Regions from separate parts of the Homo sapiens genome. Here region 1 is linked to region 2. Evidence: read pairs that join two places in POLR2A ChIA-PET (ENCODE). Cell type or tissue: Caco-2. All regions are shown on one strand.

Evidence for each region. ChIA-PET counts read pairs that join two places held together with the same protein. Peaks named below come from ENCODE experiments on the same cell type or tissue, not always from the same donor. Only the 100,000 strongest peaks of a DNase experiment are listed, where the experiment ranks them.
Region 1: POLR2A ChIA-PET joins it to region 2 with 8 read pairs; 1 of 35 experiments calls an interaction of 5 or more read pairs at or near these places.

Annotation. Positions count from the first base shown.
Region 1 is chr11:68,822,868-68,827,867 of GRCh38, reverse strand. All of the region lies in intron 1 of CPT1A (carnitine palmitoyltransferase 1A), which reads left to right. Among named protein-coding and RNA genes, the nearest start is that of CPT1A, 17 kb to the left of the region's middle. RefSeq lists an enhancer at 1,833-1,892. In Caco-2, a CTCF peak has its summit at 2,047 (motif pointing left); a DNase peak (open chromatin) is centred at 2,079.
Region 2 is chr11:67,407,758-67,412,757 of GRCh38, reverse strand. TBC1D10C (TBC1 domain family member 10C) reads right to left here. Exons shown (of 9, transcript NM_001369496.1): 8 at 3,625-3,779; 9 at 2,669-3,351. The coding sequence ends at 3,004. Among named protein-coding and RNA genes, the nearest start is that of CARNS1, 5.4 kb to the left of the region's middle. RefSeq lists enhancers at 1-214, 215-716, 743-882. In Caco-2, no CTCF peak of the experiment used is centred here; a DNase peak (open chromatin) is centred at 2,525.

The DNA.
Region 1 (5,000 bases), 1.4 Mb before region 2:
GGCAGCTTGGAACTCAATGTGGACGAGAAGCAAGTTGCAGGACCGCGCACAGAGTAGGCAGCATTTGTGTGTGCCTCGCACGTGTATGGTGGCACTGTATGCACTTGTAGATACTCAAATACGTAGGGAAAGATGAGCCCCGCATTCTGGGGACAGGGAGAGGAGGTTGTATCTATTGCATCTTAGAAATTTTTGCAGGGCTGGGCACCTGTAATCTCAGCAGCTTGGGAGGCCAAAGAGGAAGGACTGCTTGAGTCCAGGAGTTCAAGACCAGCCTGGGCAACATAGTGAGATCCCATCTCTACAAAAACAAAAATAAACAAACAAACTGGTGGGGGTGGGGTGGGGTAGGGGGGACATTCTAAATCAATACAGCAAAATGTTAAATTTGTTGATTCCAGGAGGGTACACAGGTGTTATTCTCTGCTTGCCTGTGTGTTTGCGGTTATCTTATGATTTAAAGCATTTAAGACAGAAAACAGTCTTGCTGTATAATATAGTAAAGTTCACTGGAGCTTGTGTATGTGTATGTTTTGAGACAAGATCTCGTTCTGTCGCCCAGGCTGGAGTGCAGTGGTGTGATCATGGCTCACTGTAGCCTCAACCTCCCGGGCTTGTGTGAGCCTCGCCCTTCAGCCTCCCAAGTAGCTGGGACTACAGGTGCTCACCACCGCGCCTGGTTTATTTTTGTATTTTTAGTAGAGATGAGATTTTCCACATTGCTCAGGCTGGTCTCAAACTCCTGGGCTCAAGCGATCTGCCCGCCTTGGCCTCCCAAAGTTTTTGTGAGGCTTATCTGAGGTCCAGGAATTTATTAGTGACTGGCGTTCTTCCACCTGGACACCCCACCTCACCCCCACTCCTCCTCCCTAAGCACCAGGTCCTTGGAAGAGCTTTGCGCCCTTGGCCCTGGGCTTGTCGTCTGCCCATCCCAGTCTCAGCTGCTCACCTGCCTCACCTGGCTGCTGTCTGTTTCCAGGAAGGTGAGGTTAGCCACCTGTAGTCCCAGTCCTGTTTATGCCAGTGTGGTGAGGCCGCAGACCCGATTTACTTTGAGGAATCCCGTTTGTGCTAAGTAAAGTATGTTACAGAAAGTCACGCTGAGGGCCAGGTTGGTTTTCTTTTTTTTTTTTTGACAGGGAGTCTCACTCTCTCACCCAGTAGTGCAGTAGCCTGATCTCAGCTCACTGCAAGCTCCGGCTCCCGGGTTCACGCCATTCTCCTCCCTCAGCCTCCCGAGTAGCTGGGACTACAGGCGCCCGCCACCACGCCCGGCTAATTTTTTTTTTGTATTTTTAGTAGAGATGGGGTTTCACCGTGTTAGCGACGATGGTCTCTACCTCCTGACCTCATGATCTGCCCCCCTCGGCCTCCCAAAGTGCTGGGATTACAGGCGTGAGCCACCGCGCCTGACCTTTTTTTTTTTGAGACGGAGTCTCACTCTCTCACCTAGGAGTGCAGTGGCCTGGTCTCGGCTCACTGCAACCTCTGCCTCCCGGGTTCAAGCAATTCTCCTGCCTCAGCCTCCCAGTTAGCTGGGAATACAGGCGTGCACCACCAGATCCGGCTAATTTTTGTATTTTTAGTAGTGACAGGGTTTCACCATGTTGGCCAGGCTGGTCTCGAACTCCTGACCTACAGTGATCCTCCCACCTTGGCCTCCCAAAGTGCTGGGATTACAGGCCTGAGCCACAGTGCCCGGCCTCAGGTTGGCTTTCAGTGCGGGGGTACATCAAGGCAGGAAACGTGCTGACCACTCTCAGACTCTGGTCTGGGGCCCTCTACTCTCCAGGGCCAGGGAGGGAAGGCGGGTGTGGTGCGAATGGCTTTATCTGGTTACCATTCTTATGAGTTCCTCGGTTTTAGAGACATTAGGAACCCTCTGCCCTGTGTCTGGAGTGAGTGAGGCTGGCCCAGGAGCTGGGTGGCACTCACTGGGGTGGGTTGGCCTCTGTGAAGCCATGGTGCCCGTGTCTTCTGCAGTCCCCCGGCTTTGTTTCCGGTGACTCAGAGGTGGGAGAAGCTGCCACTCTGCATCCACTCCCAGCTGGGTGAAAGGCAGGGAGCAGGTGTGCCCTCTTCTGGGGAGAGGTGAAGTCCCTGCGTGGGCCAGGAGTGTGGCCTCCTGCCTGAAGAGGAAGCACCTGGAAGAGGCTGGCTGGGTGAGGTGGGGGGCAGGCACTGGAGGGAGGCGGGCACTCGGGGAGGCGGGCACTGGGGGGAGGCCCTGCTTTTCCTTTCTCATCCTTTTTACACCAGGGTCATAAAAATCCTGTTGGGTTGGGCAAGCAGGTGGTGACTGTTCAGGTATTTCCAGATTGTGGGTAGTGGGGACGGGGTAAGGGGGCTTGGGCATGGCCAACTTTCCACATGCTCTGGCCCCGGAAACCTTTGCTCCTCCTGGTTTTATCTTCCCTGGCTCCGGATGGGTTACGCCGTTTCTCTGCTGCCAGCCCTGTTGTATTGGGTGGGCTATGGGGTGAGAAGTGTGTGCTTCCCTTCCTGGGAGGTGGGCACCTGGGGCACTTGGAGTATCTGAGGAGCTCTCCAAACATGAGATTTTTGAGCTCCAATTGCAGCAGATGAATGTTTCATTTCATTCAACACATTCTAAAACATCAGGAGATCTCAAATGTGCGTAGAAGAGACACTTACCTACCGGGCTTGCACAGCCCTGCCCTTCACCCGTTCTCACACATGGCTCCTTCCTACCCGTCCCTCCATTTTTCCCACCCCAAGTGATTTTGAAGCAAGTCCCAGATATGATAAAAGATAAAATTAGGCTGGGCACAGTGGCTCACAGCACTTTGGGAGGCCGAGTTGGGCAGATCACCTGAGGTCAGGAGTTCAAGACCAGCCTGGCCAACACGGTGTAATCTGGGCTATATTGAAAATACAAAAATCAGCTGGGTGCAGTGTCGGGTGTCTGTAGTCTCAGCTACTGGGGAGGCTGAGGCAGGAGAATTGCTTGAACCCGGGAGGCAAAGGTTAACGTGAGCCTAGATCGTGCTACTGCATTCCAGCCTAGGCGACAGAGCAAGACTCAACAGTCTCAAAAAAAAAAAAAAAAAAAGATACAATTGCATGTAGCAATATGTTAGGATGTATCAATAAAAGATGGGAACCCTTTTTAAAAATAACCACTGCCTGAGTGCCATGGCTCACACCCACGGTCTCAACTACTCAGGAGGCTGAGGCAGGAGGATTGCTTGAACCCAGAGCTGCAGTGAGCTGTGATTGTGCCACTGCACTCCAGCCTGGGCAGCAGAGCGAGACTCTGTCTCTTAAAAAACATAACCACAATATCTTGTAATACCTAAAAGATAATTCACAGAAATTCCTTAATGCCATGAGGTAACAGTTGTTTTGAATGAGTCTTTTTTTAAATTTAATTTAATTTTAGATTTGGGGGTACACGTGCCTGTTTGTTACACAGGCATTTTGCATACTGGTGGGGTTGGGTTTCTGGTGTACCCAGAGTGCCCTCCATGAAAGGGAAGAGAGTGAACATTGTACCTGATAGGTAATTTTTCAGCCCTTGCCCTGCTGCCTCCCTTCCCTTTTGGAATCCCCAATGTCTGTTATTTCCATCTTTTTTCTCTTTTTTTTTTTTTTTTTTGAGATGGAGCTTTGCTCTTGTCCCCCAGGCTGGAGTGCAGTGGCCCGATCTCAGCTCACTGCAACCTCCGCCTCCCAGGTTCAAGCGATTCTCCTGCTTCAGCCTCCCAAGTAGCTGGGATTACAGGCGTCTGCCACCGCGCCTGGCTAATTTTTGGTATTTTTAGTAGAGATGGGGTTTCACCATGTTGTCCAGGCTGGTCTCAAACTCCTGACCTCAGGTGATCTGCCCACCTCGGCCTCCCAAAGTGCTGGGATTACAGGCGTGAGCCACCGCACCCGGCCTGTCACTTCCATCTTTATGTCTATGGGTACCCATTGTTTAGCTGCCACTTATAGGTGAGAACATGCGGTATTTGGTTTTCTGTTTCTGAGTGAGTTCACTTAGGATAAAGGCCTCCAGTTGCATCCATATTACTGCAAGGGACATGATTTCTTTCTTTCTTTCTTTCTTTCTTTTGAGACAGAGTTTTGTTCTTGTTGCCCAGGCTGGAGTGCAATGGCATGATCTCAGCTCACTGCAACCTCTGCCTCCTGGGTTCAAGTGATTCTCCTGCCTTGGCCTCCCGAGTAGCTGGGATTACAGGCATGCACCACCATGCCCGGCTAATTTTGTATTTTTTAGGAGAGATGGGGTTTCTCCATGTCGGTCAGGCTGTTCTCGAACTCCTGACCTCAGTTGATCCTCCCGCCTCGGCCTCCCAAAGTGCTGGGATTACAGGCGTGAACCACCGTGCCCGGCCAATTTCATTCTTTTTTATGGCTGCTGAATGAGTCCTTAATGTGACCAGAGCATTATGGTGGACAGGATATGGAAGAAAATAATAACATATCCACCCCCACCATCATATATTTGAGGAGAGAATGGTTAGGTGCATAGACATTAAATAGATAACACTTCTTCAGACAGTATTTTTTGGTAACAGCTTTATTGAGAGATTCATATACCATAAAATTCACCCATCTAAAATGTACACTTCGGTGAGTTTGGGTTTTTTTTGAGACAGGGTCTTGCTCTGTTGCCCAGGCTGGAATGCAGTGGTGCAGTCACGGCTCACTGCAGCTTCGAACTTCCAGGCTCAAGTGATCCTCCCACCTCAGCCTCCTTAGTAGCTGGGACTACAGGCACACATCACCGCACCCATCTAATTTTTGTAGTTTTTGCAGAGACAGGGTTTCGCCATGTTGCCCAGGCTTTCAGTGGTTTTTAGTATATTCACAGAGTTGTGCAACTATCACCACAATCAATTTTGGAATGTTTTCATCACCCTAAGAAGATACCCCCAACTCCTTACCCATGACCTCCCTATCTTCCCATCTGCTCCAAGCCCCCGGCAACCACTAGTGTACTTTCTGTCTCTGTAGATTTGCTTGTTCCAGAC
Region 2 (5,000 bases):
GATCTTCTGCCAGAATGCGTGCATGCATGCACAGAGTGCTGCGGCTGTGCCCTCTCCTAGGCCACCCTGTCTGGTCCCTGGCTGCTCTGGCTTTTGCCTTGTGGATACAGGGAGGAAAATCAGAGTTGGGCAGCTGCAGCCCAAGCTCAGGATCCTGGGACTTGGGGCAGGCAGGTGGGCGGGTGGTTCTGCTCTGCCCCTGCCAGGAAAGCCTGGACATCACCTGAGGCTAGGTAGGGGTGGGGTGAGGAGAGGCAGTGCTTTGGCTGCTGTCCCGCTGGACTGAACAGTCATCATCATCATCATCATGAGCTGGTAGAGCCCTCTTGAGGCTGGGGTGGGGGCTATTATAATCCCATTATCCGCAGGAGAATACTGAGGCTCAGAGGAGAAGAAAGGGCCTTTCCCATGCAGGTGAGTCCAAGTCTGACCCCTCTGGGAGCCTGGAACAGTGTGGGAATTCAGGGAACCTCAAGTGGGTGGCAGGGCAAGATGGAGACCGTGGGTCCTCCCCGCCGATCCATGGCAGGCACCCATTTGTCCTGCTCCACTCCTTTGCATGCCCCCACTCGTGTCCACTCTGAGGCAGGCTGACAGACATCCCAGGGGCCCTCCCAGCTTCAGTCCCCACACACTGAGTCCTCTCAGATGCATCACTTCCCTTCTCTGAGCCCCCTTCCAGGCAGATCTGTAGGGACTTTCTAGGTTCACTGAGCATGTTTGTGTAGGTTGCTCACTGCACAAAGGCACCTGGGAGAGAGATCACACCCCACTCTGCTACACCGTGCACTCTGGTGAGGCTGCATGTTGCCTGGAGGAGAGACGTCTTTCCCTAGCTGGCAAAAAGGTGCTGTGGGGGCCGGTGCAGCCCTGCGGAGGAGAGCCTGTGAGAACGCATGTGTGCGAGGGTTCACACCCGGAGGGCACTGGGCCTCTTCTGTCCAGCCTGTGAGTTAGGGCTCCCATGCAGGTGACTGATAAGGAAACCTACAGAAGAGCTGCCCAGAAAACAGTCTCCTGAGTAGGAAAGGCAATGACTGAGCCCCAGCTGGAGGGACGCTGCTGGAGACCACCGGCTCCTAGGGTCTGTGTCCAGGGTGAGCCACTGCCACCGCGCCCCCGCAGGCTCATGACAGACCCTCGGCCCAGGGCTGAGGCTGCTGCACCTTGCTCCTCTATTCTCCCAGGCAAAGAGCTGAACTGTGGAGGGCGGGGAGCTCCCAAGTGGATTTCAGGGACAAGTGCCCCCTGACCCCGGCCACCCTGCCCGCTACAGTGCCTGAGATTCCACCAAGACACTCCTCGTCTAAGGATAAGGCATAGTCTACACAGCACAGAGCCTTGCCTCTGCATTCCAGCCGGCTCTGCCTTTCACTGTGGGCCTGGGTGAGGTCCTTGTCCTCACTAAGCCTGTGTCTCTAACAGGGATATCAGGGGCCACCTGCAGAGAGAGGGCCTAGGGGCGGGGGGTCTGGGAAAGGGTTTTGTAAACTACAGGTAAGGAGGCTATTATTAAGTTGCAGGCACCCCAGCGGGGTAAGGAGGAGTGGGCAGAGGAGGCTCTGGAGCGCGCTCTAAATCACGGGAGTCTGGCTATTGCCTCATTCACACACTGAGGGGCTGGTGCAGGATTGGGGGTAGAGCGGGGAAGGAGCAGGAGAAAGCACTCCCAGGGGGCTGCCCAGGGGGGAGCTGCCAGTGGTTGGGGCAGGGCTAAACCTTGGGTCTGCTATGGATAGATAGTAAGGCTTTCTGCAAGTTCCTGCTCCTCCTGAGCCTCAGTTTCCCCCGGAGAAACGACAGATAAGGAAGGGTCTGGGCCGCCATGATTCCCTCTTCCAGGGGTTAGGCTCCTTGGGAGTAGGACAAGTCTGCCCAGGACCCAGGACCTGGCACTTGCCACATAGACGCAGCCTGTGGCCCTGTCGCAAGAACATTCCAAACCCAGAGTCTGACAGGTGACTCCACTGACACCCCACCCAATGGCCACCCCTGGAGCCTGGGCCTGCAGATGCCTCCCATCCATATGGAGTCCTGCCGTGTTCCCCATCGAAGGGAGGGCACTTGGGAATGGACACTGCGGGACACACGCCTGTGTCGGAACCAGCCCTGTTGCCCTGGCGATGGCTCAGGTCCTGGGCACCCACGGGGGCTATTAGTGAGTGTGGGAGGGGGTTTCCATGGTGGCGGTCCCGAGGGGGCAGACGCAGGGCCCAGGGAGGGGTGAGGGCTGGCGGGACCTTTCTCCTTTGTCCGAGGCACACTAGGCCTTTGTTCTTGCCTGGATCCCTTTGACAGATGTGACTAGAACCATGGGTGCGGGGAGGACTTGGGTTAGAGTCCCCCATCCCAGCGAGTACTGAACCACCCTGGAGGGAGGGGAAGGAGGGCAGAAGAGGGGGTAGAGCCCCTGGACTCGCCATCCACTGGGGCGCCCTCCTCCTGCAGGTGCAAAAGCCACTCCTGTCCCCAGAGGCTGGGCAGGGCAACTTTCAATTGGCTCTTATTACTGTAAACACCTTCCCCAGCGGCCAGTGGGCAGCCTCGGTGTGTCCCCAGGGCAGGACCAGGAGAGGGCGGGGCTGGGAAGGGCAGATGAGGGAGGAGGGGAAGGGGCTGCCTGTCTGGGGTTGGGAGGAGGGCATTTGATCCAGCGCCATCCAAGGCATCTGTTCAAGAAGATTTTATTCCTGGTGCCCTCTGGGGTCCCTTGACTCAGCCAACCCCTTCCCTGACTCCTTTGGTGCTGGCTTTGGTACTTGTGAGGGCCTGGGCACCAGGACGGTTCCATGGGTCCTCACGTGCCCCACTCTGTGACCCTCCTCCATGCTAGTGCCTGACCCAGTATGTACCACGGAGGACCTCCTCCTTCCCCACTGCCTGGTCCTTGCCAGGAAGGAAGCCAAGTCCCCGAGTCCCAAGAGTAAAGTGCGGTGCCTATTTGCCGGGCCGGCATCAGCCATCAGGCAATTGAGACTGGGGGACACTAAGTCCATGGTCCTCTCAGAAGCGGGTGTCCAGGAAGGAGGTGGAGCCTCGTTGGGGCCTGGGGGGCCCCTCGATGGGGGGGCCCCGGGCCCGAGTCAGGAGCCCATGGAAAGTCTTGCCGCGGGTCTGGGGTTTCCGCCGCGGTGGTCTGGGCTCCTCCGGGGGCTGCACCACAATCCGAGGCACCTCAGGCTTGGCGCCTCGTCGCACTCCTGCCAGCTGCTGGGCCTCAAAGATGGCTTGGGCCCCGGCGAGGCGGACCTGTGGCCGGGGCGGGGGTCCCGGCGCGGAATCGGGCAGCTGGGCCAGCTGGGCCTTGATCTCCCGCTGCAGGTCCCGCTCTGACAGCACCACGCTGTGCACCTGTGGGGAGCAGTTGGTGCTGCGTTTGCCCGGCCTCAAGGCAGGAACAGGAAACTGTGAGGTCCCCAGCCCAGGAAGTGGCTGAGGACTGAGGGGCTGACAGCCTCACTGGGGAGCCACAGAAAGCCACTGGAGGCCTCAGGTTTTTGTGTTCTCTGAAGCTCAGGGGACAGGAACTAAGTCCCCATTCTCGCTTTGGCTTCCTGCTCTGGGACTCAGTTTCCCCCGTGCAGCAGGGGCTGGGCAAGTCCAAGGAGAGGTGGGGGTACCCACCTGTGACATGAAGGCCTCCTCCTGCAGCTGCGCGGGGGGGATGGCTCGAAGGGCTCCCAGTGTCTCCAGGAGGCCAGGGCAGGCCCCTCGCTGCTCTGCAGTGCCCAGCGCCAGGCGCACCAGTGTCAGCCCCACACGGAACAGTACTCTGGCACCTGCAGGCCGGGGGCTTATTCACTGGGAGGCCGGCCCTGCCCCTCCACAGTTCTGCACCCAAACCTGCCCTCAGCCATATGCCTCCCACTCTCCTGCAGCTCTGCCCTCCCCGGTTCAGGAACAATGACAGAGGGTGGAGTTGCATTTCGGGTAACACAGGCCGCTGTACTGGCCAAGTTAGCCTCAAGAGCCACAGATGCTTTGGGGAAGAGTTACTATCTTGTGAATTTGGTTACTGTCGCCTCCCATCCCCACCCCCGCCAAAATGAAGGTCTTGATCACTTGATGCTCAGATGCCATCCATATCTGGAGCCAGCAAGCACCCAGCAGGTGCCTGTGGGCTCCGGGGAGGAGCACCTCCTACCCTCCCTGAGCCAGTCAGGCCTCCATGTGCTATGATCACCCAGCTCCTACCCCAGGCAGCATCCGGGTGACAGGTGATGTGCCACCAGGCACAGGGCCATCACCTTCAGCACACCTGGTCCCATGACTCGAGGCTCCAAAAGGGAACCCTGGAGCTGGTGAGCTAGCTCCCTGTCCACACCCCAAGGCTCCAGTCCCCTCCAAGCCACCAGCTTCCTGCCAGGAGCCCAGGGCTACTGATGCCTTCACACCAAGCCCTCCCTGGGCCTCAGCTTGCTCATCTCCATGATGAAAGGTCAGGTGGAGCCCTTTAAGGGCCTTTCCAACTTGGATCTGTGACCCTCTGATTCTAGAAAGATCCTAGGCAGAACTGCTCTTCCCTAAGCCAGGAGCATAGCACTCAGTGCACACTCCCCACAGTGTGAGTTTGGGCTAGTCCTGGAGCCTCAAAATTCCTTCCTGGCAGCCTCTGATCTGAGAAGAGCCACCAGGGGACCAGCGAGGTTGAGTGATGATGGTAGGAACAATCACTATTCATACTATCGTCCTTCTGATAAAGGGAGCCTGTGTAGTGTTTGCCCCCAGGTGGGCAGGTCAGGCCCTGCCCAGCTCTGCCCAGCCCTGCTCTCGAGGTCTAAGGCTGGTTGGAAGGTGACCGCATGGATAGCGACTTGGACACCTGTGGCCAGAACTCTAAGTCAGCCAGTGGTCCTCCGCTGTGCGGAGGGCAGGAAGCCGGCTGAGCACACGACAGGCATTCAGTATGCACAGTATGCATATGCTGACTGATTTCTACCACGTTTTAAGGTGCAACCTCCAGACCTCACATATAGAACAGAATGCAGGTGGGTTACCGA